Linked DNA regions of Homo sapiens: region 1 is linked to region 2. Evidence: chromatin loops called from intact Hi-C (ENCODE). Cell type or tissue: A673. All regions are shown on one strand. Each heading gives the region's core, and the rest is flanking DNA. Links, peaks and the distances in the headings are about the cores only.

What was found. Peaks named below come from ENCODE experiments on the same cell type or tissue, not always from the same donor. Only the 100,000 strongest peaks of a DNase experiment are listed, where the experiment ranks them.
Region 1: a loop joins it to region 2, with 9 times the contacts of the local background. A loop is called at or near these places in 8 of 110 quality-filtered maps.

What each region holds. Positions count from the first base shown.
Region 1 is chr1:30,103,711-30,119,797 of GRCh38, forward strand. No RefSeq gene overlaps it. Among named protein-coding and RNA genes, the nearest start is that of LINC01648, 74 kb to the left of the region's middle. RefSeq lists an enhancer at 2,978-3,479. In A673, for the core only: a CTCF peak has its summit at 7,967 (motif pointing left); a DNase peak (open chromatin) is centred at 7,941; H3K27ac peaks cover 348 bases.
Region 2 is chr1:29,699,943-29,716,029 of GRCh38, forward strand. No RefSeq gene overlaps it. Among named protein-coding and RNA genes, the nearest start is that of LINC01648, 330 kb to the right of the region's middle. RefSeq lists enhancers at 6,569-7,069, 7,070-7,570, 8,946-9,540, 9,251-10,450, 9,541-10,134 and 1 more and a silencer at 7,056-7,385. In A673, for the core only: a CTCF peak has its summit at 7,270 (motif pointing right); DNase peaks (open chromatin) are centred at 7,199, 8,679, 9,269, 9,959 and 1 weaker place; H3K27ac peaks cover 3,751 bases.

The sequences.
Region 1 (16,087 bases), core at 3,474-11,473, 400 kb after region 2:
TTTGCTGATGAATCATTGAAATTTTCCTCAACACTGATTTCTGCCAAACACCCCACCAGCACCCCTACCCCGAACTCATAGTACCTGCATCTCCTGTGCCAAATCTAGGCCTTGCAGAGAACCAGCAGCGGGGCTGGCAGGCTCTCTATCCAGGCCAATGTGCCCATTCACACACTGAAAAGGAATCACATAAGGCCACCTGGATCTCATCCTCCCCACCCTGAATGTGTGAATATCTCATCGGCTGCTTGTGTTGAGAGATCAAGATAGTCTCTGAAATGTGGTACAGCAGCCCGAGCAGAGGAGTGAGGCTTCCTGGAAGGAGGAGGGGGGATTAGTACACGATTCTCCGCACCTGCCCACTCACTGCTGCCCCTTGTTGCCCACACCTCCCTCCTGGAGGGGCTTGGAACCGAATGCTTTAATATGGCCATGCCGGTGCTTTGGCTACTGGAGACTGCTGCCCGGGCCTCTTTCCCAGCACAATCTCGGTTGCAGCCAGACCCCTTCTGGTGGCTGTTAGCTGGTACCGTGTGCATTCACAGACGCTGGAAACCGGGGGGAAGTCAATGAACGCTGTGTGTGTGCATTTTTCCTTTACAAAGCATATTTTCTCCCCATTCTTTGCAGCCCTGAAAGTCTCAGGAAATGAGAAAGTTGAGTCACAAAGAAGTAAGCTGTTAACCAGCTAGTTAAGAAACATGAGCTGAGCTCAAGGTTGATTGATACCAAATCACTCCCTTCCCCTGAGAGAGAGGAGCCTAAAATCTCTGGGCAGAGCAGACAGAAAGGGGTGCATACGTGGGGCCTGGTAAAAGGTTTTAAGAACAAATATATCCCCTCAGCCAGTGCCTGTGTTCCCTCAACCTAACGGCTCGCAAATGGCTGCAGGGGTGGAGTGAACACCCTTTGCCTTAAGACGGTTCATCCCACCAGGGACCATTTCAATTCTGTGAAAATCCCATCTCACAATGAGCTGAAGTCCATTAGTTCATTCATTCATTCATTCATTCATTCATTCATTCATTCATTCATTTGTCTGAGCACCTACTATGTGCCAGGCACTGTTCTAGGTCCCAGGCACACAGCAGGAGGTGCAATAGACATGTCTTTGTGGAGTCAACATTTTACTGAGGAGAAACATGATAAACAAATAGCTACACAGCCAGTCGGGCAGTGAAAATGGCAGAGGGGAACAAAATACAGGGTAAAGGGAATGGGGGTGCTGGGTGGAGGGGCAGTTGATATTGGGTCATTCTGGCCACCACTGGGGAATGTCCACTCCATCACCTGGCCCATGACCACTCAGCTCACTTGTGCTAGGAAGTTTCCAGCCCCAGACTCTGAGGGTCTTGCTCATCTCCTAGAGTCTCCCAGCATCCCACAGGGCCTCCTCGGCCAGCAGATGGGAATGGCTGGGACTTCCTAGGGCCACTGTGGCCACTACAAATGGCACAGAGTTTGCAAAGCCAGCCTGGTCTTTGCCTTCCCTTCCCTTGGCCACACTGTGCTGAGCATTTTAAAGTTAATTGGTTTTGCAATTAGAAGATGCAGAGAACAGGTGATGCAATTAATTTTACATAAATGTGTTCAGGAATAAAGTGTTCCAACCTTCCGTGCATCCTTAAATGGAGCCTGTGTTTACTTCCAAATGGGGTGCCTTCTAGGCATATCAATCTGGGCAGCTCACACAGCTCAACAGGGAGAACTCCTCATCCTGCCTGCCTTTTGGGGGTGCTTTGTGAGGTTCACTGGGTCTTGCCAAACATTATGGTTTAGGAGTAAGTGTAATTTTTTCTGTCTGGTAGATGAAGACACAGAGGGTCAGGGAGGTGCAATGGCTCACCCAAGGTACAATGCAAAGCTGAGACAGAGGAGAGAATGGATGCACGAGAATCTCTGGCTTCCAGACTCATTGCTCTTCCTGCCTCACTGCATATTTAGAAGCCAAATATGCCAAAGTGCATGAGTTTAAAAGACAGAATTGAACCCCTTTTGCCAAATGAAACAGCCTGGTGTATTTTAGTGTCCACTCTATGCCGGCTCCACGCTTGGCCCTCAATTTACATCGCCGTGTCCAGCCCTCACGATAGCCTTCCAGTGGGGCATCATGTTCCAGTTTTACAGATGAAGAAACTGAGGGTCAGAGAAGAGCAGTGGCCTGCTGCAGCCCACACAGCAGGAGTTTAGAGCCTCAGTGTCCTTCGGCTTCTGGACAAGGCGTTCTTTCCACCCCGTGTGTGGTTAAGGAAAGAGCTTCTGAAAGCAATGAGAGACAGAGAGAGGGGGAACATAGGCCTTTTTCAAATACATGAAGCACATCTTTTAACACTCCTGCCCCATGTGTCTGAAAAGCATTTTCAACACTGACTAGAAACACTTTACATCTTTCTCATATTTGATCCCTGCAACAGCCCTCCAAGATAGAGGTCATCACTCCCGTTTTACAGAGGAGGAAACTGAGACACAGGGAAATGCCGTAAACACACTCAGAATCATACAGCAAGCAAGTGAAGGAGGCAGAATTCAGACCCAGGTTCCGCTGACTCTAAAGCCCCTTTAGCACGGGGCAGCGCCTGCTCTGTGGTCCCCCTGGTGGATGGCGGGTTCCCAACACCACTGACAACACCATGTCCTCAGGGAGAGGCGTGAGGTGGGGCTGACCAGCCAGTCTGTTGTGTCTGCTGGTTGCAGGCTTAGATCCTGCCTCTGCTGCTTTCCAGCCATGGGCGTGGAACAAGTTACTCACCTCTCTGGGCCTCAGATTTCTCAGCTGTAAAATGGGCTTATAATAGGATCTTGTAAATACAGGATGCTTTGGAGGATTCAGTGAGGAGGCAAAGTTCTATATTGGCCCTTTCTGGTTTTCTTTGTGGCACACACCTCATTCTATCAGTTTCACTGTTTGTTTATTGAAGGGTTTTTGCCTCCATCTACTTCACCCAAGCAACAGCCCCATGAAGGTATGGGCCACATCTGTCTCAATCCCAGCTGTCTTTTCAAGTCACAGCATGGGGCCAGACACATAGTAGGTATGAAAAGTTGCAAGTGGATGCATTCATAAACTGGCACACAGTAGACGAGGTGCTTAGTTAGTGGACATTTATTAGTGTTCTCTGAATCCTCTAGAGGCCCACATACACATGTCCCTCGGTGACCCTCTCCTCGCCTCTCCAAAGCCTCTCCTGACTCCATGCTCCCCCACCCCTTAGCCCTCCCACCTCTGCCTCCCGTGGTGTTTCTCTGCAGCATGACCCTGAGGTTACTGGCCAAAATGAAGCCTCCCAGAATGTCCACATTTAGATGAGCACTGTCCTTCAAAAGCATCCCCAGGATGCTGGCATTGCCCCAGCCTCTGGCAGGTACTCTCTGAGCTTGTTCACGTGTCACAGAAGTAAATCCTGAACAATCCCGAGCCCCTTTGTCAGGCTGTCCTCTACTCTCTTGGTGCCCCCTGTAGCCCAGGGCCACACAAGGGGTCCTTGACCTTGCCTGGCCTTGAGTTTGGGTCTGTGTGACTTGGCAATCTTCCCATCCACTTGGCCAGACCCACCTCCTTATGATCTGGGGCCACACCTGGGGCCTCCATGTGCAGCCCAAACCTTACACCAACGGCCCCTGGAAGGCGCCCCCTTCTCTTCTCCAAAAGGAAACACCTCAGGACCCTTCCCTACCCTCCCCGACCTGGCTCCCAGTCAGGCTCCTCACACCCAGGCATCTCTCCCAATGTCAGGATCTCTCTGACCATGTAGGGCCCTGAACTGAATGTTGCAGGCTTTTAATCAGCACCCACTGTGTACTGGGCACCTGCCCTCAAATTGCCCAGCCCTGTGGGGAGCATCCTCTCCTTATTCCTGACATGCCCCAAAATCTCGGGCTCTTAGCAGCCCATGGAGGTCGAACAAGGTCTTTCTCTTCCTCAAACACATCCCACACACTCCTGCCTCAGGGCCTTTGCACTTGCTCTTCCCTCTGCCTGGAGGGCTTCGCCCCCACATGTTAGAATGACTTGGATGCTGTTCGGGTGTTTGGGCAAGACTATGGTTGAGGTCCCTGAAATCCTGAAATCCTGTGATTCTGACATTTGACTCTCAGTTTTATAATTTGAGATCTTATTAAAGTCAACATTCTAAGACTCAGTACTATAAGATTCTAGGTTTTGATGACTGTGAGGCTCTAAAATGCTGCCATTCTCAGAAGTGTCCTCTGTCACTGGAGAAACTCCCATCAGAATACGCCATCATCTTAGAGTGGGTTTTTTCCTCTTGCTCGGTCCCCCAGCCAAACCCACAATACACCATGTGAGTGTGGCACTTTGTGGCTTAGACACTGTCAATTCTTTCTGCATTTCTGCGGTCACACACTCACCTTTTCTGCATTTCTGCCGTCACACACTCACCTTATCTGCATGCTCCAGTCTCTGGAATAAATATTAGATGATGATGAATCTTTGGAGATTCTTTTATATGTAGAAGAGCTAAGTCTTCCAGGCAGGTTTTTGATACAGGGCACTAGTCCTGCACTCTCTACAAGGTGCGACTTGTGATTGGGCCACAGGGAGCCCAGAAGAGGGAATAGAGTTCCTCTTTCTTGCCCCAGGGACTGAGAAGAGCCCTTTGTCTGCAGAGGCTTTAGGCTGGGGTGGGGACAAGGTAGGAGGGTGACTATCTCCCAGCGGGTCTGAAAGGAAAGAACTAGCTCATGCTTTTTTGCTGTTGATATTACTACCCTCGTTTTAAGGAAGAGGAAACTGCAACCCACAGAGGTTTTGTGAATTGCCTGAAGCCACAGACATAGCTAGAAGGTAGCAGTCCAGTAACTTGCAACCCTCTCCTGGCTACAAAGATCCTGCAAAGCTTGCCGGAGTTAATAGAGCAGCAAGTGGGAAGCTGAAGCCCCATTCATTGATGTCGACTGCACCTTCATACAAACCTCCTCCTTTATGCCACCCGAGTGCATCCTTCCCGTTTAATCAATCTGTAATGGTAATTAAATGTGGATTGATTATGAAAGGATGCATTTAGTCACAGGTAACGCACAATAACACAGGAGGTAAATCAGGGTTCTTATCAATACAATAACCTTGCAAGCATCCCGTGCAGTTCATTGCACCCTCTGCACTTGGAGCCTTACATGATATTGCCCAGCTCTTACTGATTAGTAAATCTTTACAAATTGATGGCCAGGTGAAATTAATTGGCCACAGTGAGGGGTATGTTTGACCCAGGCCACGAGTTCCACGACCCAGTTGAGACAAGGCGGGAATGGGGGAATATTCTGTAAAGGCGGCACCAGCCACCTGGACCCGCTGTGGGGTCATTGTCCCTCAAATGGCTCTCACGGGGTCTCCATCCCAGCCAGGGTCTAGGCCATCATTCTCACTCACCTGCACTGTAGCCTCAACTTCAACTCTTGCTGGCTCTAATCCACCCTCTGCCCTGGCCATGTGATGATCATTCTAGAAGGCCAGCCTCACTGAAAACCTGCCATGGCTCCCTATTTTCTAAAAATGCCTTAGCCTCGCATTCAAGACCCTCAGGATGGGGGCAGGTTTCTCTCTCCATCCCATCCCCCTCCAGGGACCACCCTTGGTTCTGGCCACACTGAGCAATGGTCCCAGCTTCCTGAACTAAGTTCTCTCAAGCCTATGGACTTTTGTACATCCTTCTCTTTTGCCCTCCCATTGTTATCCCTCTGGCCACTTCACACTCACTATTAAAACTCAAGTGGGAGCTAAGCTATAGGGAGGCAAAGGCATAAGAATGACACAATGGGCTTTGGGGACTCAGGGGGAAAGTTTGGAAAGGGGGTGAGGGATAAAAGACTACAAACTGGGTGCAGTATATACTGCTTGGGTGATGGGTACACCAAAATCTCACAAATCACCACTAAAGAACTTACTCATGTAACTAAACACCAACGTGTTCCCTAATAACCTATGGAAATAAAAAAAATTAAAAAATAGGTAAAATAAAATACTTACTTAACAACAACAACAACAACAAAACAATTTGCTTTACCTCCTCCAGGAAGTCTTCCCAGATAGACCCAGACTGTTTGTTCTGATAGGGCCTGAATTAGTTACCTATTCCTACAATAAAACTGCCTAACAAAACCCAGAGAACCTCACTGGCTAACGTCAGAACACATTTATTGCTCACTCCTCTGGGGTCAGCTGTAGGTTGGCTAGGCAGCCCTGCTGCTCTTGGTTGGATTCACTTACATGTCTGGGGGGTTCCATCATTGCTGGCTGATGTTGGCTGACCTTGGCTGATGTAGTTGAATTTGGATGGGGTGACGGGAGAAACTTGGCTCTGCTCCGTGTGCCTCTCATCCTTCAGAAGGCTGTCCAGCCATGTTCTCACAGCAGTGGTAAGATGCAAGAGCCAGCCCAAGTGCGTCACAGCAGCGTCACGTCTGCCGACATCCCATTGCCCGAAGCAAGTCATATGGGGGAACCATCTGTTTTCTGCCAAGGGACAGGACATGTTGCCCGCCCACAGCACTGCAAAGTTACACGGAAAAGGGTGGTTGCTCGAGAGGGGATGAGAAATTGGGGACCAGTGATGCACATTTTCACAGAGCAAAACGCATTTGTCTTTCAAAGCTCTCAGGACTCCACGATGTAGTAACCTTTAAAAATTTTTAACAGCTTTATTGTGTTACAACAATAAACCGTATATATTTAACATACTGATTTGATGAGTTTGACATATGTACCTACTCGTGAAATCACCATCACAGTCCAGGTAACAGACATACACATCACCCCCAGGTGAGTCCCCTGCCCCTCGGTCAGCCCCCCTCCCATCCTCCCATCACTCACCACCATGCCTGCCTCCTCTGCCCCAGACAAAAATTCATCTGCTTTCCATGACTATCAGTTAGTTTTCATTTTCTAGAATTGTATCTGCTGGAATCATACACTATGTTCTCTTACTTGTCTGGCTTCTTCCACTCCACATAATTACACTGAGATTCCTCTAGGTGATATGTATCAACATTTCCTTTCTTTTTATTACTGAAAAATGTTCATTGTATGGATGAATCACATTTTGTTCCTCCATGCACCTGTTGATGAGTATTTGGATCATTTCCAGTTTGTGGCTATAAATAAAGCTGCTATGAACATTTGTGCACAAATGTGTGCATGGACATATGTCTTCTCTCACAGGTAAACACTTTGGAGCAGAATGACCAGATCATATGGTGGCGTGTGTTCAACTTTCTAAGAAACTGCCAAGCTGTTTCCCAAGGTGGCTTTGCACTCCGCATTCCCGAAAAGAGCCCCAGCCACTCCTCATCCCTCCAGCCCCTGGTGCAGGCAGTTGCCCTTTTATCCTGGGCGGGTGAAGTGACATCCCGCTGTGGTTTTCTTTGGTCCGTCCCGATAACTAACGACGTTGAGCATCTTTTCATGTGCTTACTTCTCACCCTAGCTCTTCATTGGTGATGCGTCTGCTCAGAGGATAATCTGTCATAATTAGGGTCTTCGTTTTATTATGGTTGAGTTTTGAGGGTTATCTATGTGCTCTGGGCATATCTTTACCAGATATGTATTTGGCAAATATTTTCTCCGAGTCTGTGGCTTGCCCTGGGTGAGATTTTTTTTATTTTTAACACATTGATCAATCAATGATTGGCAAGAGCTTCACTGAGAAGGCCCGAGCTGACAGAATGAGTCAGGGTCCAAGCCATTCCCTCCACAAAAATAATCACAAAATAATAATAATAATAATAATAATAGCAAGCAGAGAGGCTTGTGAAGACTCATCAAATCCGTCCTCCTGTCGCCGGTGGCCTGGACTCTATAGAGAAGTCATCCTAAAAATCGGGATCGCCGTGGGGAGGGGAGTGGCGGGGGGAGGTGGATTAGGTCCAGAAAAGCGCACACTCCGGGACCTCGCACAGCATCATTTTGCTGATGCAAGATCGCCCTCTTATGGCCACGGTTCCTCCAGCCACTGAGCTCTGCCCCTCTCTGGGGCTCTGTGAGGCACTGGAAGACAGATAAATGGAAACATTTGTTTTGGCTCCCAAGTTTCTGATGAATACAAGTGTTTTCATTCGCTGGGCAAATATCTCAGTGGAGATGGATGAAAATAAAACTGCGACTGGGGGAGTTGATTCCCGCTTCCCTGGATGAGGCTGCTAAGGGAGGGGAGGTCAGAGGTGGGGCTGGAAGAGAAGCTTGTGTACATGCAGGGCAGAACCCCCATGTCCCCAGGGCCAAGGGCTTCCTGAGGGGCCCAGGCTTTCATGTGCACATCACGGGCCCTCAGCCCGAAACCCCTGAGACGTGGGGTTCCTGGCTGAGAATGCCTAGGAGTGGCCAGTTCTTAGCACCTGCTGCTCCTAGGTCCGGCTCTCACCTGAATCCTCCAAACTCACTGTGTCTGGCCTCCTGCAACCACTGGCCTTTCTCTGCCCCATATTACCCAAGGCTAGGAAGCCTACCAGCCTCCTCCATTTCCTGCAGGACCACAAAGAGGAGGCTGCGACCCACCACTGACATTCCAGAAGCCTAGGTCAAAGGGCAGGGGACCGCAGCACCAAAAAAACAAGACAGACAGATGTTCCTGCCTGGGGTTCCAGAGATCTCCCTGGCTGGCCTCTCCCTTCTGTGGCCCTGACCTGCTGCTCTGGTGTTGATCTACCCTCCTAGGCTCTCTCCACCATCCCCTTAAATGTCAGATCCCCCTCATACTCCCGGCTCTCGTGCCATCACGCCCCAACCCTGACTTCCTGTTGCTGAGTACAAGGCACTGAGTCCTGCCCTCTGCATGTTCCTAAAGGCCCAGGAAAAGAGTCACCTGGCTCAGTTCTTGGTGACACCATTGTAAGCAGCATGAAGAAGCCCTGCAATGCGGTGCTCAGGAGCCTGGCCCTGAAGCCCACGTGCAAATGTCCACTGCACCAACTATGACAACTTCTTTGATTGCTGTGTGCTTCAGTTTCCCCATGTATAAAGGGGAAATTATAGTTTATACTTCATAGAGTTTTCTAGAGGGTTGCATGATTTGAAACCTTTACTGGGTTTAGAATAGTACTTCACACATAGTAAATGCTCAGTTAGTGTTAATACACACTCCTACCTACTCGCCCCACAAACAGCTGGCTCTAAGTTGAATCCTGGAGACTGGCCTCCTTTTTCTTTTTTCTTTTCTTTTCTTTTTCTTTTTTTTTTTTTTTTTGAGATGGAGTCTCACTCCGTTGCCCAGGCTGAAGTGCAGTGGCGCGATCTCGGCTCACTGCAAGCTCCATCTCCTGGGTTCACGCCATTCTCCTGCCTCAGCCTCCCGAATAGCTGGGACTACAGGCGCCCGCCACCACGCCCGGCTATTTTTTTGGATTTTTTAGTAGAGACGGGGTTTCACCATGTTAGCCAGCATGGTCTCGATCTCCTGACCTCGTGATCTGCCTGCCTCGCCCTGGCCTCCTTTTTCTTTAAGTGGATGATGTGAGTGGGAAGGGGTGCAGAGGATGAATATTTGCTCTTCCAGCCTAGAAAGCTCCAGAGGTCCAGGGAGGAAGGAGTTGTAACTTCTGTGTATACGAAGGACTCCCTGCAACACCCTCTGAGGACTGACTGCTGGGGCTGGGCCATGATGAACTGGTGGAGGCATGAAGGAGAGGAGAGGAGGGAAGACAAGGGGCAGGCAGGCAGGGGGTCCCATAGCTGGGACTGTGTTCTTTAGAGGTTTGAATCTTTACAAATCCTGCAGAGCTCTGGAAATCGTCAGCAATGGAGCAGATAGAGGTAATTCATTCACTCACTCATTCTTTCCTGTGTTTATTCAACAAACACTTCCTTGAGCATCTATTGTATGTCAGGCCCTGGCTTAACACTGAGAAGGCAGCAGGCGAACAAGACAGAAGCAATTTCTGACTTCAGGAAACTTACAGTCTAGGAGGAAGACAGACATCGAACAATGAAGAACAGATTTGACTATTTCATTAAGGGGTCTGTGTCCCATCATGTCAGGGGCAGGAGAGGAAGGAAGAAAGTGGCTTTTCAGTGGTGATACAAAAGGAGAGAGTGTTCTAGATAAAGTGTGGGGAGAGATGGGAAGAAGGAACATCAGGTCAAGGACCAGCATGTACAAAGGCCTAGAGGTGAGAAGAAGCATGATTCTTTCTCCGGAGGAACTGCGTGGAGACGTGGGTGGCTGAAGGCTGGTGACCAATGGGGCAAGGGCTAGGATGAAGCCAGAGAGGTTGGCATGTTGAGGTCCCAGGGGGCCAGTCATATGACTGCTTTTCATCCAGAGAGTAGAGGGTGCTAACTGAAGGGCGGTGATGGAAGGCCAGATGACCCTGGGTTGGGAGGGACTTGGGCCAATTCTTATGTGAAACAGTGGGGGTGACTCAACCTCCTTGATGATGTGATCACCAAACCTGTCACAAAACCCAAGCCTCAGAGACCCCTGGAACAGGAGTTCCAGAGACACCAGTGAGATTCATGCCTCCCTAAAATTCCAGCCATGAGGTCCTGATCCCATGACCCGCAGCACAGATGCATGAGAAACATTCTTATGAAATTGATAACATGTGAATTACTAAGAGCAACTTGGTAAACCCATGGATCTCTTGGGATATTGTTTCCCCTGCCCATTTGGTTTGTCTTCAGAGATTTGGATGAGCTGGGATGTGGGAGACGAGACTCCAAAATCACTGTGCCTCTGCAGAAAGATTTATTACCACATATGACAGAGGAACAGAGTAGGCACGTGCTTGCAGGCTCACACCTCCTAACACTGGGTGCAGACGCTCAGGAAAGCCCAGCCAATTCTGTGAATGTTCATTCACCGATCACACTGATTTTTAAAGGCCAGGAGAACACAAGTTCTGGGTGGTGGTAACTGGTGTTTTGAGAACAATGGCTGAATACGTTTGAGGAACACAACATGCAAAACACAGTGTCCTGAACACTTAGAGATGTTCTGCATTAAGAAAACTCTGCAGAGGTTGCAAAGAAAGTTCCAGAGCAGGGCCGGGCATGGTGGCTCATGCCTGTAATCCCAGCACTTTGGGAGGCCCAGGCAGATGGATCACGACGTCAGGAGTTCAAGACTAGCCTGGCCAAGATGGTGAAACCTCGACTCTACTAAAAATACAAAAATTAGCCGGGCATGGTGGTGTGCACCTGTAATCCCAGCTACTAGGGAGGCTGAGGCAGAGAATTGCTTGAACCCAGGAGGCGGAGGTTGCAGTGAGCCGAGATCATACCATTGCACTCCAGCCTGGGTGACAGAGTGAAACTCTGTCTCAAAAAAAAAGAAAGAAAGTTCCAGAGCAGAAACTAAAATTGGCTCTCACAATCCTTTCATTAAAAAGGGAAAGTTGAACCAAAAGTAAAAACAACACATTTCATGGTAAATGGCCTTTCCAACAAAGGACACATGGCTACTTGACACTGACAGCTACAGCTACAGTCACCTTATTCTTCTAATTTCATTGTGAGCCCATCACAATTTCTTTCATTTTATGTATTTATTATTTTAGAGACAGGGTCTCATTCTGTAGCCCAGGCTGGAGTGCAGTGGTGCAATCATGGCTTACTGCAGCCTTGAAGTCCTAGGTTCAAGAGATTCTCCTACTCTCGCTTCCAGGTAGCTGGGACCACAGGTGTGCACCATCGCACCCTACTAACTTTTTTATTTTTTGTAGAGATGGAGATTTTGCTGTGTTGCTCAGGCTGGTCTCGAACTCCTGGCCTCAAGCAATCCTCCTGCCTTGGCCTCCCAAAGTGTTGGGATTAAAGGCATGAGCCACCGCGCCCAGCCCATCCGTCACAATTTCATCCCAGACTGCCATGGCATTCATTGGGGTAAGCCTGTTCATTGGCCCCAGTCAGGACTGGAGAAACTCATTCACTGGCCCCTTCAGAGCATCAGGGGCCTAGTGTGAGGTCTTTATTAACAAAGCTTAATTTTCCTGCTCTCCACCAAGGTCCATACCTCCTGCTGTGGTCTGAATGTTAGTGTTCCCCCAAAATCACATGTTGAAATCTCATGCCCCCAGATGATGGTATTAGGAGGTGGGGCCTTTGAGAGGTGACTAAGTCATGGAGATGGCGCTCATGAATGGGGTTTGTGCCATGGCAGCCCTTGCCGGCCCCACCCCCATCTCCCCTCCACTGAGAAAACTTCAGCCCATTATGACATGGACTCCACAGTGACAGCCTCACAGTCTCTCTCTTTTTTTTTTTTTTTTTTTTTTTGAGACAGAGTCTTGCTGTTTCCCAGGCTGGAGTGCAATGGCATGATCTCAGTTCACTGCAGCCTCTGCTTCCTGGCTTCAAGCTAGTCTCATGCCTCAGCCTCCCGAGGAGCTGGGATTACAGGTGCACACTACCACACCTGGCTAATTTTTGTATTTTTAGTAGAGACGGGGTTTCACTATGTTGGCCAGGCTGGTCTCAAACTCCTTACCACAGGTGATCCACCTGCCTCAGCCTCTCAAAGTGCTGGGATTACAGGTGTGAGCCACTGTGCCCAGCTCCATCTACCTCTCTTATCAAAGGGACCTCAGAGAGCTCCCTTGTCCCTTCCCTTCAGCCGTGTCAGGACACGGCAAGAAGGTGCCATCTCTGCATCAGAAAGCCGTCCCCCACCAGATGCCAAATCTGCCAGCACTTTGATCCTGGATGTTTCAGCCTCCAGAACTGTGACAATTACATTTCTGTTGTTGATAAACTACTCAATTTATGGTATTTTGTTATAGCAGCCCAAACAGACTAAGACAACTTCTATTTAAATTTGCCCCTCCCTTGTCTGTCCCAGACTTGAAATTCTGGGCCCAGCCAGCACTCCAGGCCTAAAATCCGTGGGCTAAGGTAGAGCTGGGAGAGTATCGGCTGCAGGTCAGAAGAGTGAGTCCTAGCCACTGCACTGCCACCAATGTACTGTGTAACCCTGCCAGATCATGTACCCACAGTGGGCCTCAATTTCACCAGCTGTACATGAGGGGGTTGGACGAGATGATCCCCTAGTTCCTCCCTCCTTTGGTGGTCCAAGAATCCATAAGTCTGTATGGGAAAGCTGTGCCCAGATAGTCATAGGAAATTGGTGCTAGGTCTGTTATGATGGTCTCTCCTCGGGAGGTGAGAAAGGAGAATAAACCTCGGTCAGATTATGAACTGTGAACATCACAATCAGAAACGGAAAGACACAAGCTCATGCTGGTCACCGCTGGCCTGGGCCAGGGAGCTTTAGTTCCCAGTGTGAGCTCAGCAAGATGAAGTCCTGACCAAAGCAAACGTGCCCGTCCTCTGATATGTGGGTCACAGGATCAACTAAGCCAGTGAGAAAGAATGAAGCCCCTCCTTGGTGACAGAGCCTTGGGGGACATGGACCAGTAAGGAGGGGCTGACACCTGATGACGGGAGAGTGGATGTGGGAATGGGGCAGCAAATGTCACCATCACTGGCATTAATGGTCATTGTCATCGTCATCATGATTAGAGTACAGCTAAGAATTATCAGGAGCCTCCTATGCACCAGCCTCCTTCTCCAGAGCTCTTCGTAAAACAGTAAGACCAGTTAGTATCTACTGTGTGCTGAGGCTAGGGGAGTCACAGGTGTTGTCATTAGCTTTCACAGCAACCCTACCTGCTACAAGGTCAGTTTAATCATTCCCATTTTATAGATGAGGATACCGAGACTCAGAGAAATTGGGAAACTTACTCAGGGTCTCACAGCCAGGAAGTAGTTGAGCCAGCATGCACTCTGTGGGCCCAGCAGCATCAGGACAGCTCTGCCCACCCTCACCCCTCAGATGGAGACCGGGTCAGCTGAGGTGGACTGAAGTCAGGTATGGTCACCTAAGCCAGGATGTCAGAGCCCAGGGGCGGTGCTAGATTGCAGGTGAATCATCTCCCTCCGATTGTGGAGATTCCTCAGGGTCACCCACATAAGTCCAGTTGAGTTTGGCCATCCCAGCCCAGCTGCCAAGCAAGAGGCAGGAATTAGGTTCACTCTGAACAATAACATTGTGTTTACCTGCTCACGATCCTCTCACCACATCTAACATTCTTTAACTTTTCCTTTGGAAACTGTGCCTCTCGCCTACCACATACTCTTTGTCTAGGTTCTTTGACCAGGACAGAGCCCAGCCCTGCAGCACTGGCGCTAAGGATAAACATGTGTCTCAGGCCTGGCCAATCAGTGACTTCCATTCCACTGAATTTAGTGATTGGCTCAGAGATGGGCATGTGATCCAGGTTAATCCAATCAGAGTTTGCCCTTGGACTTGCAGAAAATAGCATAAAAGAGGCTCTTTCTTTCCTTTCCTTATGGTTGCTAAGCTGGTAGAATATAAGACTGGCATTGCAGGTGCCCATTGTAGGAGGAGACTGTCTAAAAAGAAAGCCGACACAGATAGACAAATCTCTGAAAGATGGAGTAAAATAGAAAAAGAGAGATGGTCAGGGCAGACAGAACATGAGCCTCAGAAGATAGCGACCCTTGTCTGTTTTGCTTTCTACTGTACACCTGCCTGCACAGACTAGGTACAACTGCTTGAGCCCCTGGATCAAGGCACACTTGAAGCCAGCAGTCTCCCAGATGTTCCAGTTTCATGAACCAATGCATTTCTTTTTCTGTTTGGGTCAGTTTGAGATGTCTTTCTGTCACCCGTAAACCAATGAATGAGTCCCAGTTCTGCTCTGTAGCCACCACCAGAAAACATAGTACCTGACATATAATAGATGCCAGGTAAACATTTGGGCAATGAAGGGAAAAAGAATGAATGAGCCTGGCCATTTCTCCCTCTCTGCTTCCCACCCACTGCACACAAGCTGCAGACAGCCTAATGGGGACCATGGCTCTGGGAATTAAAACTTGCTGAAGGATCAACTTTTTCCCCATCAGCAGCAGCATCTGCCCACTGGGCCCTTGGAGGAGGACAGCAGGGCTCAGGGAGGTGGTTGCATTTCTGTGCAGAAACACCAACCCCAGGAGATATCGGAAATGGGCTCAGAGCTGCAGAGATGAGGACTGGGACCCTGTTCCCCTGGCCAGTGGACACTGGCGTGGAAGGACAGTAACAGTAACTCCACACATGTCCACCGAGGTTTACACAATGTGTCCACACAGAATGGATGAGCCCATTGGAGGAGGCGGCACTGAAATCCTGGCTCTTTGTCCTAAATTTTCTATTGATTCATAATATTTGTACGTATTTACGGAGTACATGTGAGATTTTGATACTCTGCCATTTACCAGCTGTGTGGTCTTGGGCAAACCATGTCTCCTCCTTGGAGCTGGGGTTTCTCATCTGCGGAGTGACCCAGCTCACAGGACCGTGGTGAGGAGTCACTGGGATAAGAATTCAACTTTGTGACTGGCACATCGTAAATCCATAGCCAGTACCCAAGTGTTATTAGCCCCACTGTAGAGGCACAGACACAGGGACTTACAGGTGGCCGGTGGCCCGCCTGGGGGGCTGCAGTGGGGAAAAGCATGGTCTGAAGCCAGAGCCCTGTGACTCCCAGGCCAGTGCTCCATCCACTGCATCCTGGGCTCTCAGGAGGAGGTCAAGAGGGGACTGCCTGGTATCTCCCCAGGGGAGCAGAGATCCCAGAATCCCCACATTCTTCCAGGGATCCAGCTTCCTGAACATGTGTCATCAGGTGGGCCCCAGGATGCCCAGAAGGGTGGCCACTCTGCTGAGGACACCGAGGGCAGGTGTCCTTGGAGGGGAGCTGAGCCAGAACATCATTCCTCACATTCCCACTGTGCCTTAACTAAACTCTGCCTTAATTTCCGTTACCACAGAATGCATGCGTGCATGCTTGTATGAACGAGTGAATTCAAATACATCATTCTATCTGGAGGAAATGGAGTCTCAGAGAAGTCAAACGATTTGCCCAAGATCAAACATTCTGGTAGGCCAGAGGAAGCTCAAACCCCAGCCTCTGCCACTAAGGTCCATGCTCCTCCCTAGCCCTACACTGCCCTGCAGAGCTTGGGTCAGGAGTTACGAAAGGAAGAGGCCAGCATGGGCTGGAGGCATCAGGGAGGGCTTCCTGAAGGAGGGGGAGCCCAATCTGGGTCCTGAAGAACACACTGGAGAGGAATAGCATG
Region 2 (16,087 bases), core at 4,074-12,073:
GTTAACACAAATGTTTTTGCAGACTTAAAGGAGGTTAAGTGGGGAGCCCTGTGGATGTCTGAGGAGGAGCATTCCAGGCAGAGGGAACAAGTGCAAAAGCCATTCAGTCCTCAATTTAAATATCAGCTCCTAAGACACTCAACCATCCCGTAGTTGAGTTAGTCCCTCTCAGCATCCTCCTGTGCATGGCATACTTGGCCCATCCTCAGGTGAGTTGCACTAATCTGTTGGGACTTTTTTTTTAAAAGGTCACATCCCCCTCTTGACTGTGAGCCCCAGAAGAGCGGGCACCTAGTCTGACTTGTTTATTTCTTACCCTTGCATCCATATATGCCGGGCACATAGTAGGTACACAGCAAATCACCCGGATGAAAAAGCAGAAAGATAACAATGGGAAGGAGCAAAGAATAAAAAAGCTCATGCTCCTTTAAATAGAGCAGAAATAACTCGGAATATTGTTGGTTGTTTTTACTTGTGGGATGGGAAGATTGGATTCTATCCTCCTATTCTATTCTATTCTATTCTATTCTATTCTATTCTATTCTATTCTATTCTATTGTATTCTATTCTATTCTATTACTTAAAATCAGAGCTAATAATTACAGCTCCCATTTCTGATTTGTGCCTTCTAGACTTAGCCCTGAAGGGAGGAACTGTTTCATATTTAATCAGTATTCGTTCTGGAATGCTCTTGGGGAAGCAAACTCACTTCAGGGCTGTGTAGTTGAATTCTCAGCAATGCTAATTAGATTGGGAAAGAGCCTGTGCTCACAGCAGGACTGCTGCAGGGTCACCCACTAACAAGCCAAGCCCCACCTGCCATCCAACTGCCCATACCTACCTCACCCTCCCTGTTCTCATCTCTCCAGCCCCCACTTCCATGGAGAGCAGAACCAGTCATACTTCTCATGCCTGTAATGACTGATGAATCTTCTTTGTGAGGAAGAATAGCAGCCAAAGTTCACAGGGGAAGTAGCTGCCCTCCCCACAAGTGTCCCTCATAAGCTTCCTGGAGCTGGTGGTGAGGGGTAGGAGGAAGAAGAGGGATGGGCAGTGGGAGCATCAGTAGATAATCAGCCTATTCCTTCTCCTGGTGGGGACAGGAATTCCCTTAATCAACTCTCTTCTCCCTATTAATTCTGCTCAATCCAACCTGTTTATTATCATCACCATCATCACCATCATTTTAACTACCAGGTCATGGATGTTACTGGGTACCAGACAATTTAAACACAAGATTGCAAATACCAAAGGAAAACCTGCAAGACAGTATCATTATCTACATTTCACAGATGAGAAAACTGAGGCTTAGAAGGTAAAATCAAGTTGGGCGCAGTGGCTCACACCTGTAATCCCAGCACTTTGGGAGGCTGAGGTGGGCGGATCACGAGGTGAGGAGTTCGAGACCAGCCTGGCCAATGTAGTGAAACCTCATCTCTACTAAAAAATACAAAATTAGCTGGGCATGGTGGTGCATGCCTGTAATCCCAGCTACTCAGGAGGCTGAGGCAGGAGAATTGCTTGAACCTGGGAGGCAGAAGTTGCAGTGAGCCGAGATCGCGCCACCGCACTCCAGCCTGGGCGACAGAGCGAGATTCCATCTCAAAAAAAGAAGGTAAATTCACTGGTCCTATGGCTTGTAAGTTGGGGAGCGAAGACTAGAACAGAGGACAGTAAAGCCTGCATTCCGGCTTCACAGCTTACCAGTTGTGTGAGCCCCGGGCACCTGTCTTAACATCTCTGAGCACCAGTTTCCTCCTCTATCTCATTTTACTTCAAGTCCCCAACAATACTACAAGGTGGTGGTTAGACACTGTGTCCGTTTTGCAGATTCAGAAGCTGGGGCTCAGGGAAGGCAGAGCTTTGCCCACGTTTCAGCCGTCAGGACATGGTGGCGCTGGGATTCAGCCCAGGTCCATCTGATGGTGTTATCCCTTCTGCTGTCCTGTTTTTGCTGCACTCAGCTAGGTCTGTGGAGCAGTTTGCCTTCCCTGGGACCCTGGGGACAGAGGGCTTGCTCAGGGCTAAGGCGTATCTGGCATGTTCAAGCCCATGCCATGATGCTCCCTGTAGAGGGTCAGGCCATCTGAACACATGAACCCACAGGATGTGCTGCGGCATGTGCCAGACCATGGCCTGGATCTCCCCCAGACATCCAAGGGAAGGAGCCTCTCTCCTCTCCCCTCCCACCACCTTCCCTCCTTTTCTCTCTGCCTGGGGCTCATAGAACAGGGGTGGCTTGGAGGCTCTAGCCCTACACTGTCTGGGATGGACTCCTAGCTCTGCCATGTGCCCGGCAGGGTTTTTTTTTTGGCTGGTCTTTTCTCTTCTCTGAGCCTCACCGAGTGGTCTTCTCTGCAAGGAGAGACAGACAATAATGGCACCTGCCTCACTGAAAGTTGAGAGGGAGAAATGGGGAAAGACACACACACTGCTTAGCATCAGGGCTCATGCATGGGGACCACCCAGAACACAGCAGCTACTGCAATATTTGGATTTGGTTTGATTCTCGGGTCCACTTTAGAGGGTAGGCCAGGCCAAAAGTCCTTGGCCCCAGTCCACACAGTAAACTGTGGGAGATGTGGCCTTGGACTTGGATCAGGTGTTCCCAATTCCTTCTCTTGGACCTACCATGATCTTCTCTGTGACCTCAGACACATTCGCCTCTCTCTGTCCCTGACTCTCCATCTTGCCCTGAAAAATCTAGAGTAGAAAGATGACTTCAGGGCTCTCTGCCACCTCTAAGACCCCAGGATGCTGAGCTCATCTGAATCCCCATCTACAGAGGCACTAAAGCTCATTCGGCCCTATCAACATGTTTAAGGCCTGAAAAAAGTTATGAGATTCAAATACAAACAGAAAGATACAACCTTCAAATTGACATGTTTAATTAAATCTCTGCAAAATGTAACATCATCAACTGTCACTTTGTGCTCTCCTTGGCTCTTATGTAGTTATATACATACACTGATTTAATGTGCAATCTTGATATGTTTGATCTGATGGAGAAAGGAGCTTCTAAGAGTATGAAGACCTGGAGCTGGAAGAGGCCTTAGAAGAATAAAGCTTGAGGTGGGTGCGTGGGGTGGAGTTGGGGTTGGAGGAGAGCAGCTTGAGAAGACTGCATGGAGGAGGAGGTATGTGGCTGGGAAGGACATTCGTGGCAGAGGAACAGCATGTGCAAAGGAGCATGGTCTGGAGGGGCCCAGCACGCCTGAGGAGCAGGGACAAGCGATTGCACCTGCAGCATAAAGAGGTGTGGGGCAGGGAAAGAGGGGCTGGAACATAGGTTGTTCTTCCCCCTCTTGAGCCTCTCTCCATCCTGCACCTTCTTTCCCACCATTAGAGCCCAGCTCTGTTGGTGTCCTCACTGAGGCTAGGCTTGATGTCCTCGGCCATTGCAGAGGCCCCAGGCCTGGTTGGGTCTCTCTGCTGACTGCCGGGGCCTGGCTCGAGACTTCTGGTCCTGTCAACTCCACTTCTGCCCTCAGGGCGTTGGCATCAGAGGCAGAGAGGTAGGATGAAAAGAGAAATAGTTTAAAACACAAAACCAGCCCAGACTCCCTTCTCACTCAATTTCCAGAAATAAGCTAATTTCTACTTATTGATATCTCTCTCCGCAGACCAGTGTTTTAACTGAAAGAGCCCAAGTATGCCCTAGCAGTTGCAAGGCCATTTGGGAGAAAGATGCCCATTCTTCTGCCCAACCATAAAGTGCCCTTTGGGAAGTGATGGGAGCCTTGCAGATGTCCAGCTTCCTTGCTGCTGCTCCTTCCTGGAGCCCCTAGTGGCAAAGCTGGGGAATTATTGGTGCTGGATATTCAGTCATTGCTGCAGGTTGCATCCGACCATTAGTGCAGATCTGTGTGTGCAGCCTCACCCGGGCAACGGTCTGGGCGATGGTTCCTTCCCTCAGAGATGCCAAGCACCCGGAAGGAAGGAGAGCACCCAAGCAAAGTGGGCAGCTTTCAGGTGCTGTCGTTCTGGGGTAGGGGCACTCTAAACTCCCTCTGCTCAAATCCATTGATCTGTCATGCCCCGGGTTGGCCCCTGAGCTCCCACCATCGACAGATCCCATGATCTGTCATGCCCCAGGTGACCCCTGAGCTCTGACCCCTCTCCCTGTTGGGTTTTTCTCCTGGTATTTCTTACTGCCTGAAATGATCTTCTTCAGCTGTGTGTTTACATGGCTTCCCAGGGATCATCCACCTACACTGAGGCTTTAGGTTGAATGATGCCTTTTTCTGCAGGCTTCCTTTGCAAAGTGCACAGCCCCTCTGACCTCAGGGGGATTAATGGATGCTTTTGTCTGTGGAAAGCAGGATATTGGAGCTCCTAGGAAACCTAGGAATTGGGGGAGGGCCAGAGGATACTGAGAAAAGAAGAAAAGAGAATGGGGATGGGGGAGGCTTCCAGACAAATTGCACCACCTCCACCTGGCCATCTAGGAGGAGAGGCTGAGCAGGCTGAGCTCCCAATGGCTGTGTAGCCATTGAGGAGAGGGAGTCTCTGCCTATAGAGGACAGTACTGGGACAAGAGAGGCAGGAAGTGACAGGACAGCAGGTTTTGGAATGATAAAGGTTGCTTCCAATGGAAATAAACATCTCATATTAGGAGGGAATCTAGTCTAAGTTGCATGGCCTCCTACACAGAAGCTAGGTGGGTGGAGGGGTGGGTAACCAGTTAAACCGTATTACAAAGGAAGGTGAATTAGATTAGTTGTAAGAGCATTAGTACAGCTCACAGCTCACTGAGTGCCTGGCACTGGGCTCAGCTCTCCACATATAATAACTCATTGACTCTTCATAGCAACGCTGTCAGTCACAAATTGTTATTATTCCCTTTTAACAGAAAGGAAACTGAGGCACAGAGAATAAATCAATGCTCAAAGACATCAGCTGTTAATGATGGAGCCAGGAGTTCCTTTCAACTCCAAATTCTAAAATCCTAGGGTTCTGAGACTTTCAAGATCTTGTTTTTTAATTCTAAAACTTCCATAATTTTATCATGCCATTTAACGTGTTCGATTTCTAACATTCCATGATTCTAAGAGTCTCAGAGTCTATAATTTGATGCTAAGTCTGAGGATCTAAGGCTTGATTGCTCTAAGATTCTCTGTGTCTAATATTTTATAGGTAGCATGGGACTACCTGTGGGAAACCAAACAGCATAAGGTAGGGAAACTCTTCCTTACTCTCCCATGAAGAGAGAAGTCAAGGCTATGTTTCCAAGGGTCAGAGATGTCCCTTCCCACCCCTGGCCTTTGGCAGGGGAAGCCAAAAACGTTGCTTTTCTTGGCCGTTAACCTGAGGTATCCCCAAGGGAGATGGTTGGAAGCCAGTGCTTGAAGCAGAAGGAGACTAGCGAGAAAGAAGAGGGGTCTTGAGAAGCATTTTCCCAGAGGTGGGCCATCAGAAACTCTCCTTGCAGCCCCCACAGTGTCCAGGAGGGGAAGGGAGGTCCTTAGAGGGGAAGGGCTGCCAGGTATGTCCTAGAAGTTGAGCCTATGGGAGGAGTTCTTCCTTTGGACCCACACCCTAGTCCCTTGACTCCTCTCCCTGTTGGGTTTTTCTCATGGTATTTCTTACTGCCTGAAATGATCTTCTTTAGCTGTGTGTTTACATGGCTTCCCAGGAATCATCCATCTACACTGAAGTGTCAGCTACCTGAGGGCAGGGAGAAAGTCTGAGCAGGCTTGCAGTAGGTATTTCTTCTCTGAGTGAGTGGGTGTCCGAATGGCACCATCAGCCCAAGACCAAGATGGCACCCTGGCCTCCTCCCTCACCAATGACTTAGGTCAAGAGACTTAACCTCTTGCTGCCTGTTTGTCTCCATAAAATAGAGGCAGTGATAATGTGCCTTCCCCTTAAGATCAGTGAACGAAGTGTCTAGAGTGTTCAGGATGTTCCTGGCAGATGGGAAGCCCTCAGTGAGGGTTAGCTGTGGCTGTTAATGTTACGATTACTTTCTACCTCGTCTCCCTCATGCCTGGTGAAGAAGGTCCCCGATACCTTTCCTCATCTGACCTCTGATGCTCCCCCAGCCTAACCCACCGGTTTCCCCTCCGTCTTCAGCCACACAAAACTCCCTATCTCTGAAAGCCTCTGCTCTTTCCAGATTCCACACCTCTGGGTACCTCTCCCCTGCCTGGAATGCCCTTCCCATCATCTTTCCCCTGCAAACTCTTACTCCATCTGGATGAACCTGCTCAGATGCCACCCACTCTGTGAAGCCAGTTCAGAGCCCCCTCCCTCACCCTTCTGGAAGCCCCCCCCCCCCCGCCCGGTGTGCCAGCACCTTCTCTGGGCTCCCACAGGAATTGTCACAGGCCAGTGTCATAGCTCCAATCACCCAGCGTGAAAACTGTCACCCCACTGTCATTTTGTTAAGGGATAGGGGTCCTGATCCAGACCCTAAGAGAGGATTCTTGGACCTCACACAAGAAAAAATTGGGAGAGTCCACAGAGTAAAGAAAAGCAAGTTTATTAGGCAAGTAAAAGAATAAACAGTAGCTGCTCCATAGGCACAGCAGGGTGTTCCCGAAGGTAAGAGGAGGAACGTGCCCAACCTAGGTACAATGCTTATTTGTATAGAAGATAAAACATCATGGGGAGATGTGCTGTACTACAAGGGTTTGTGATAAAGGATCGTTCATCTTTGTAACTACTATCTTTCTTTTCTTTTCTTTTTCTTTCTCTTTTTCTTTTTCTGGAGGTAGAGCCTTGTTCTGCCGCCCAGGCTGGAGTGCAGTGGCGCTATCTCAGCTCACTGCAATCTCCGCCTCCCGGGTTCAAGTGATTCTCCTGCCTCAGCCTCCTGAGTAGCTGGGATTACAGGCATGTGCCACCATGCCCGGCTAATTTTTGTACTTGTAGTAGAGACGGGGTTTCACCATATTGGCCAGGCCGAGCCCCTTCCCCATGTGTAAGACGGTGTAGAACCCCCATGTGGCCCGCCCTCCCAGGACAGCAGAGATCGCTGCATCCTCAGGCCGGTGGTCCCCGGAGCAGGCCGTGAAAGGGAAGGGATTCTGTTATTAAAGTCATCAGTTCTGGCGCCTGGGCCCTGGGGAGCCGAGCTTGGCTGGTAATTAGGGTCGTTAGTGGAGACGGAGCCAGCTGGGGCTGATGCCAGCGTGGGCGCAGAGCAGGCAGAGCCCAGGCTGCGGGGAGGGGCGGCCCCAGGACGGTCGGGGCGGGACCTCCACCACCTCTAGGGCGGGACCCGGGCCCGCACCTCCTCCTTGTGGGTGTTGTTGGGGGTGCCGCACCGCTCCCGGCCACGGCCTGAAGGTGGCGGCGCAGGGCCGCACTAGCGCGGCTGGGCGGGGCCGGGAGGAGGTGGGGAGGGGTCTGCAGAGAGGAGGGGAGTGGGGAGGGAAGGAGGGAGGGAGAGAAATGGGGGAAAGGGGAGTATAAGGGAAGGAGAGGAGAGGAGAGGAGGAGAGGGGAGGGGAGGGGAGGAGAGGGGAGGGGAAGAGAGGGGAGGGGAGGAGAGGGGAGGGGAGGGGAAGAGAGGGGAGGGGAGGGGAAGAGAGGGGAGGGGAGGGGAGGGGAGGGGAGGGGAAGAGAGGGGAGGGGAGGGGAAGAGAGGGGAGGGGAGGAGAGGGGAGGGGAGGGGAGGGGAGGGGAGGCAGGAGAGGAGAGGGAGGGGAGGGGAAGAGAGGGGAGGGGAGGAGGGAGGGGGGACGGGGGAGAGAAGGAGGGACACAGAGAGGGGGAAAGATGGGGGTGGGAGAGAGAGACACAGAAGGCCAGAGGGAGGGAGGAAGATAGAAGCCTTCTCCCCTCCCCACCATTTGGGGGATCTGAGGAGCCCAGATCCTCTTGGAACACCCTCTCCCCGATGCTTACAGAGGTCACTTCCTCCTGTAGCCCTCCCTACGCCCTCTGTGGTCTGACCCAGGTGGACCCCAGCCCCATCTTTCTGCACCTCCCCACCCTCCTCTTCCTCCTCCCCACCCTGCTCTGGCTACGCAGAGCTGCCTACCATTTCCAAGGGTGCCAGGCTCCCCCTTTCTCTGCCAGTGCCGTGCCTGTGCCTGGCTGCTGCCACCCACAGTAACCTTCTCCCCCCTAGCGAGCGCCTTCCCCTGGCTCCCCCACTTCTCCTTCAGGTCTCAGCGCAGACACCACCTCCTCCCAGAAGTCCTCCCTGTCTCCATGTCCAGGGCCTTGCCTGCCCCTAGCTCGCCAGCCCCTCGCGCATCTTCCCCCATCAGCAGTGGCCAGGCTGGGCTGTGATTGATTCTGTGTCTGTTTCTCCAGCCAGACTGGAGGCTTCCTGAGGACAGGGACACGGTCTTGTCCCTCTCTGCGTTCCCAGTGTGGCCAGCCCAGTGGATGAACAGCCACAAGTGGACTATACATGATGCCTGAGGGATGAATGGATGATCCCAGGAGGGGCTGGGTTTGGGAGATGAGGAAGAAAGGGACGTGGAGCAGGAGGGAGAAAACACAGCGGAGAGGAGGTTAATTAGGAGAGAGGCCCCAGAACACCCCAGCCACCAGGGTTCAGGGCCTGGGCCCCAGCACTGCAGGTTTCCTGCCCTCCCAAGGACCTCAGTGATCTGCCTTCTGAGGTCAGAGCCCATCTGGCTCTGGGCATCTCTGAGCATCAGGAAGTTGCTCTTCCTCATGGGAATCAGGGCTGCTTGAGTCACAAGTGACAGTATCTGCTCAGCTGCAGGGGAGAGGGGCTTTTGTGTAAGGATCTGGTTTTGCAGATGCAGTGGGAACTCAGAAGGGACTTGGAGCAGGGGTGGGGGCACCAGCCAGAATCAGAGTCACCCACAAACTCCCAGCTCAGTCTTTTTCTAGCTGTGGGGCCTTCAGGAAATTCACTTTAGCTCTTTGGGTCTCGGTATTTTTTCATCTCTAAAAGAGACAGTTTGCAAGCAAAAGCAGAGAGATTTAATAAACTATTTAATAAACTCCCTGGCAGAGGCAGATGGAGTCTGTGCCTAGCAGGGCATAAAGGGGAGAGAGCACTGCAATTACAGCCGCCAAGCGACAGAAGCTGTCAGCAGGTGTCTGCCAGGTGGAAAAAAACCACATCTGGGCCCCATTCCTCAGACGATGACACAGAGTGGGCCACAGAAAGGGGCAAGGGTGGCTGCTGAGCCTGAGTAGGGCTTGGTCTTCTGGAGAACAGCAGGGTGCAGACGGCTACTGCCTGGCCCCTGTGAAAGGAGATCTTAGAAAGACGAAGAGGGACCATTTCCTGTGCAGAGTAACTGATACTCTCTCAGCCTGGTTTTCATTAGCCCAGCCCAGCCTGGGGAGAGGGATGCTTTCCCAGGAAGGGGTGCCCGGGGCTATTGCAAAGCAGGCTGGGAAATGGGGGCAGGCCCTGTCACCGATGTCCTCATTAGCACTCACGTTGATGTTATTTGTGGAGCCCCTGTTCTTGGCCAGATGCTGTGGGTCGTTCTTTTACATCTTCCTTCAAAACTGCCTGGGCAGTGTTTATTTCCTCATTTTGCAGACGAGGGCCCTGAGGCTCACAGCTTGGTCCATCCCTCCACATTCCCAGATTCTGTTCCCTCCTCTGTGGTGACCTTGCTGAGTCACTGTGGGTGAGTCCCCTTCCCTCTCTGGGTTGGAGAGAATGAACCTCAAGGCCCCGTCTAGGCCCAGCACTGGTGGGGGCTGTGCCAGGTAGCATGGTCGGCAGGGCCCCTTCACCCCACATGTAGGCAGCTGGCAGACCTAGTGAAGCTCATCTTCCATTTCCTCCTCTCCTATGATTTGCTGTTGTGGTCCTTGGAGAAGCCCCCGAGTAAATATTAATAATGTACCTTTGTGTACGTTGGCTGAGGGAGAAAATGAATCATTTCCTGCTTCCCTCCTGGGCTCAGAATCTTAACTAAAACTATGCTGGATCTTTCAGCAACTGGGATGGGCCTGTTGGAGGGGGCCGAGGCAGAGCCACGAAACAGCTGCCTCCCCTGGCTGCCCGGATGCTGAAATTTCACCTTTCAAAAGCTGTGCCTGGATTTCCCAATATCACAAAGAGCATGGGTACCAAAAGCTTAGGTTCAAGTCTTTGCTTGCCCCAGCATGCCCCAACTGTGTGGCTATAGTGACTCTTTGAATCTCAGCACAGCCTAAGATGTGTGCCCCATCCGGTAGGGTAAGCTAGCTGCTTTCACGTGGTGAGCTCATTCCATGGCCCTCCTGCTGTCTGAGCAGTTCTTAGGTGCCAGTTTCTGCATGGAAGGCGATCATGAAACATAGGAAGGAAAACACAAATCACACTCCAGCTTGCAGAAGGGACACCGCAAAGGGAGACAGGTGGAGCCATTAGCCAGTGCTCAGGCACTAGTTTGCTGTTTGCAGAGCTCTTTTTCCACTTGATTTTTCATTTGATCTTGAAAAGGAGCCTGGGGGCTGCCCCATTCTACAGACAAGAAAACTGGAACTTGTCAAGGGACTTGAGTAAGGGCTCATTACTAGTGAAGGGAGAAAGGAGATTTAGTCTAGAACTATTTCCAAACCTCATGCTCCTGTCCTCACCGGGCTGCCAGGCAAGGCTGAAGGGAGGTGGCTCAGGAAGAACATGCTCAAGGAGGAAACTTTTGAGCTGGTTTTTGGAAGAAAAGAAGGAACACGATGGAATGGGGAGGGAAAGTCTGGGGGTGGGGAAGCCTCTACAGGTGCAGTCAGCGCATCGAGTCAGGCCTACCTTCTCCACCACCCTCCCCAGACACCCTGGAACACACTTTTCTGCCCCTGCAGAGGCCTTGCCTTCTGCTAGCACTTGGAACTCCAGCCTCTCTCTTCTTGCCCATACTACATTGACTCTATGAAGCCAACTAAGTGGATTTCTGTGCCCCCTTCCACTTGAACCAGTTACCTGCAGAAGCTGGCTCCATCTTCTTCCTCCCCACTGCCATCATTTCTTGCCTACTACAGTCTGATTTCTGTCTTGTCAAGGTTACAAATACCCTTCCTATGCCTCCTCCTTGTGGACATGTCTCTGTCCTTGTGGCCTTTGGCTTCTCAGCGGCATTTGACCCCAGAGATCACTTCTTCCCTCTGGAAACACCATCTCACCTAGGTATCTGTGACTCAATTCTAGTTGGCTGGTTTCTTTTCTACTTCATAGGCTAAGGACCAATAAGGATAAATTCTAGAACTCTCTGTAATTCAAAGATGTCCAGCAGGTATAATAGGCTGCCTCAGGAGGAAGAGGGGAGAAAGGAGGAAGAGGGACTGCTCATATGGTGAGCACTTACTATGTGCCAAGCCCTGTACAAGGCGGTTTAGGTCCCATTGCCTTGTGGGGTAAGAATGTTCATCCCTTTTTTTTTTTTTTTTTTTTTTTTTGAGACGGAGTCTCGCTCTGTCCGCCAGGCTGGAGTGCAGTGGCGCAATCTCGGCTCACTGCAAGCTCCGCTTCCCGGGTTCACGCCATTCTCCTGCCTCAGCCTCCCGAGTAGCTGGGACTACAGGCGCCCGCCACCGCGCCCGGCTAATTTTTTGTATTTTTAGTAGAGACGGGGTTTCACCTTGTTAGCCAGGATGGTCTCGATCTCCTGACCTCATGATCCACCCGCCTCGGCCTCCCAAAGTGCTGGGATTACAGGTGTGAGCCACCGCGCCCGGCCTGTTCATCCCTTTTTTGAGATTGTAAAGCAGAGTCTCAGAACATATGAGGGATGACCCATGGCCACACAGCTAGTAATGGAGGAATGCTGGACTTAAATCTCAATAGTAATTGTTACCGTTTATTAACACCTATGGGTGCCAGGCCCTGAGCATGTTCTATGAGCTGAGCCATCTGGTTCTCACCACAACCCAGACGTGGCTGTCATTCATAGTGCTATGAAATGCAAGGACGTTGTGCCCCAGAAGGTAAAAGATTTACCCAAGTCCTCTCAGGAAGTAGGTGGAGGGGCTGGGTCTGGAGTCTGGGTCTGTCTGAGACCCCAGCCATATTCTTTACCTCCCCTGTTCTTGCAGGGAGCTAAGCATGAGATGACCCTTGAGAGGGTCACTGCTTCAGAAGCCCACTCAGGACTTCATGGCATGGGACCTAAAGACAGAGAAGGTTCTTCCCTGCCCCAAGATTCCAGGAGGCTCCCCCATAGACATTGTTCCTGTAAGTGCCTGTGTTGGCAGCGACTTCCTGTGGTCTCTGAATCATTGTGTTCAGGCTTCATCACAATCAGTTTCTGCAAAAACAGTCATTTCTGCCGTGAAATCTATTCAGCGTGGCCAGCGGGGCAGGAACAGAAGAGAAAGGCCAAGTGGGGTCAATGTGGTGTTTTATGTGGTATTGACCCAGCTTGTCTGTGCAGAGGATGCAGGGAGGGGGACCTGGTGGGAGGGATTAGGTGGCATGTGTTGAGCACCTACTATGTACTGGGCACTGTGCTGGCTTGCTGGCTCTTGGCTTGCTGTAACTCATTTAATATTCAATGAAACAACTCAATGAGAGGAGAACCCGTTTTTGTTTGTTTTAACAAAAGAGGAAACAAGTTCAGAGAAGTTAAGCAACTTGTCCAAGTTCATATAGCCGCTAAGTCGTGGATCAAAGATTCATGCCCAGCACTTCCTGATGTCAAAACTTACGCTCTTCCTAGTTCACTGAAATGAAAGAAGGAGAGAAGAAACCTTTATTGTGAACACTTATTGAGCCCTTTCTAAGAGTCTGGGACTTTGCTTGATAATTCTATTCCAATGTTATACACACTAGGATTCATTACTTGTGTCACCATTTTACAGATGAGGAAACCGAGGCTTGGAGAGGGGACTTGATTGCCTGGGGTCTCATAGCCTGTAAACAGTAGAACCAAGGACTCTGACCCACAGATCATCATCCTTTCCAACATTTTGGGGAGAGAGGAAGAGCCTCATCAGATCACAGTCATCAAGGTGGAGGCTGTAATCTGTGCTAAGAAGGAGGGGTGGGTGAATGGGAAGGCAGTGGCCACTAAAGAGTCATGATTCCTTGAAAGGTGTCACCCTCCTCCTAGGGCCTGGTGGCTGAGGCTGCTCCTGGGTGTCCACTTGCAGTGTGCTGTCACTGGCTGAGGGTGATCACGGGGGCCCTCAACCCCCGTGTGAGCCCACAGCCTTGCCTCTCCGCCAGAGTGTGGCAGGCAGCTGTGGGATGCAGAGGATGTGCCGAAGGAAGCGTCGCATATGGCAGATGGGGAGGAAGGCCTGGGATATAAAACGAGGTCTTGATAGGAAATGAAGGGGAGAGGAGGTGCCCAGGTTTTCAGGGTCCAGGGGTAGTGAAGGGTCCTGGGAGTATGCAGAGCACCATGGGAAGGGGTCCTCAAATACCAAGCCAGAATGACTGCCCTGGAGCCCTCTGGGTCTTGGTGCAGGAGTCATGAGTGTTGATGTAAATGTGGGTCCTGGTAAATGTTTTCTGGAAGCCACTTGAGACAGTGTCTGGGGAACTAGGTGCAGAATCGAGAGAACGAGCAAGGGGCAAGGTGTGAGTCTGACTTTCCTCCTAACCTGCTGTGCAACCTCAGGGAGCTCACACAGCCTCTCTGAGCTTTAGTTTCCCTCTCCAAGTAAAGGATGAGAGTTAAAATCTAGGAGACCTGGCTAGTCTGAGAGTTCTGGATTGTTCAATGTTGTGTCTCCATCATAGTCTTGTGGTTCTAGAAGCTTTAGGACATACATCTTTTGTCATATATATTAGTAAAAATTATTAATTATAGTAAAATACATGTAATGAAATATACCATCTTAACCTTTTTTAAATGTACAGTTCAGTAGTATTAAGAACACTCATGTTGTTATACAGCCATCACCACCACCATCTCCAGAATTTTTCATCTTCCCAAACTGAAACTCTGTACCCATTAAACACTAACTCCCCATTCTCTGCTCCCCCAAGACCTTGGCAACCACCATTCTTCTCTCTGTTTCTATGAATTTGACTCCATCTAGGTACCTCATGGAAGTGGAATCATATACTATCTGTCTTTTTGTGGCTGTCTTATTTTGCTTATAATGTCCTCAAGTTTCATTCATCTTGTAGTTTGTGTCAGAATTTCTTTCCTATTTTAGGTTGAATAATATTCCATTGTGTGTACATGCCAAATTTTGTTTATCCATTCATCCATCTATGGGCAGACACTTGAGTTGCTTCCACCTTCTGGCTATTGTGAGTAATGCTGCTGTGAATATGTGTGATGGTTGATTTGGGATGTCAGCTTGACTGGGTTAAGGGATACCCAGACGGTTACCCATTTTACATATAAGCATTAATTATTCCCAAATGCCCACCCCTGGAGGGTTGCTTTGCACCAGAACCCTGGGAAAGGACTTCTGCTTTGGGTGGAATTCGGGGGTGCTGAGCCCATCTGTCTTGTGCTCTAAGGGAAACCCAGGTGGTTTGGCATTTGATTGAAATGATTGGGCTGCTCCAGGTGTGTCTGTGAGGTGATTGGTGTATGAGTCAGTGGACTGAGTGGGGAAGGCCCGCCCTCAATGTGGACAGGCACCATTCATTCAGCTGAGGGTCTTGATGCAGCAAACAGGCAGGGGAAGGGCAAAGTCTTGCTTCTTCTACCCTTCTCCTATCCTTGGACATCAGAGCTGCAAGTTCTCCGATCTTTGAACTCCACACCAGCAACTCCCTGAGAGGCTTTCAGGCCTTTGGCCTTGGACTGAGAGTCCATTGGCTTCCCTGGTTCTGAGGCCTTCAGATTGAGCTGAGCCACACTACTGGCTTCCCTGGTTCTCCAGCTTGCACATGGCCTATGGTGGGCTGCTCAGCCTCCATAATGGAGTAAGCCAGTTCCTCTAATATGTCTTCTCATATCTCTCTTTATGTCTCCTATCATCAGTTCTGTCTCTCTGGAGATCCCCAACTAAAACTATATGGATATACATGTATCTGTTTAAAACCCAATCTCCACTTCTTTTGGATTTATATAAGGAAGTAAAATAGCTGAATCATATACTAATTCTATTTTTAATTTTTGAATAACTGCCATACTGTTTCCACAGGGGCTGCATTATTTTACATTCCCACCAACAGTGCACAAGGTTCCAATTTCTCCACATCCTCACCATCACTTGTTGTATTCTGTTTTGTTTTGTTTTTGATAGTAGGCATCCTAATGGATGTGGGTGGTGTCTCCCTGTGATTTTGATTTGCATTTCCTTAATTAGTGATGTTGAGTGTCTTTTCGCATGCTTATTGGCTATTTGTATATCTCCTTTGAAGAAATGTCTATTCAAGTCCTTTGTCCATTTAAAAATCTGGTTGTGGCCGGGTGCAGTGGCTCACGCCTGTAATCCCAGCACTTTGAGAGGCTGAGGCAGGTGGATCACAAGGTCAGGAGATTGAGACCATCCTGGCTAACACGGTGAAACCCTGTCTCTACTAAAAATACAGAAAATTAGCCGGGCATGGTGGCAGACGCCTGTGGTCCCAGCTACTCGGGAGGCTGAGGCAGGAGAATGGCATGAACCTGGGAGGCGGAGCTTGCAGTGAGCTGTGATCGCGCCACTGCACTCCAGCCTGGGGGACACAGCGAGACTCCATCTCAAAAAAAAAAAAAAAATCTGATTGTTTGTTTTCTTGTTGTGTTGTAAGAGTTCTTTCCATGTTTTGGATGTTAACCCCTTATCAGATATATAATTTATAATATTTTCACCTATTTTATAGGTTGCTTTTTCACTCTGTTGATTGGGTCCCTTGATGCACAGATGTTCTTAATGTTGATGCATGTTGCTATGTTTTGAGGCTGCTCAGAGGAACAAAGTATTGGGAACAGGCCCCAAATCTGGCCATAAACTGGCTCCGAAACTGGCCATAAACAAAATCTCTGCAACACTGTGACATGTTTGTGATGGCCATGATGCCCACACTGAAGGTTGTGGGTTTACTGGAATGAGGACAAGGAACACCTGGCCCACCCAGGGTGGAAAACCACTTAAAGGTGTTCCTAAGCCACAAAGAATAGCATGAGTTATCTGTGCCTTAAGGACATGTTCCTGCTGCAGATAACTAGCCAGAGCCCATCCCCTTATTTTGGCCCATCCCTTTATTTCCCATAAGGAATACTTTTAGTAAATCTGTAATCTATAGAAACAATGCTTATCA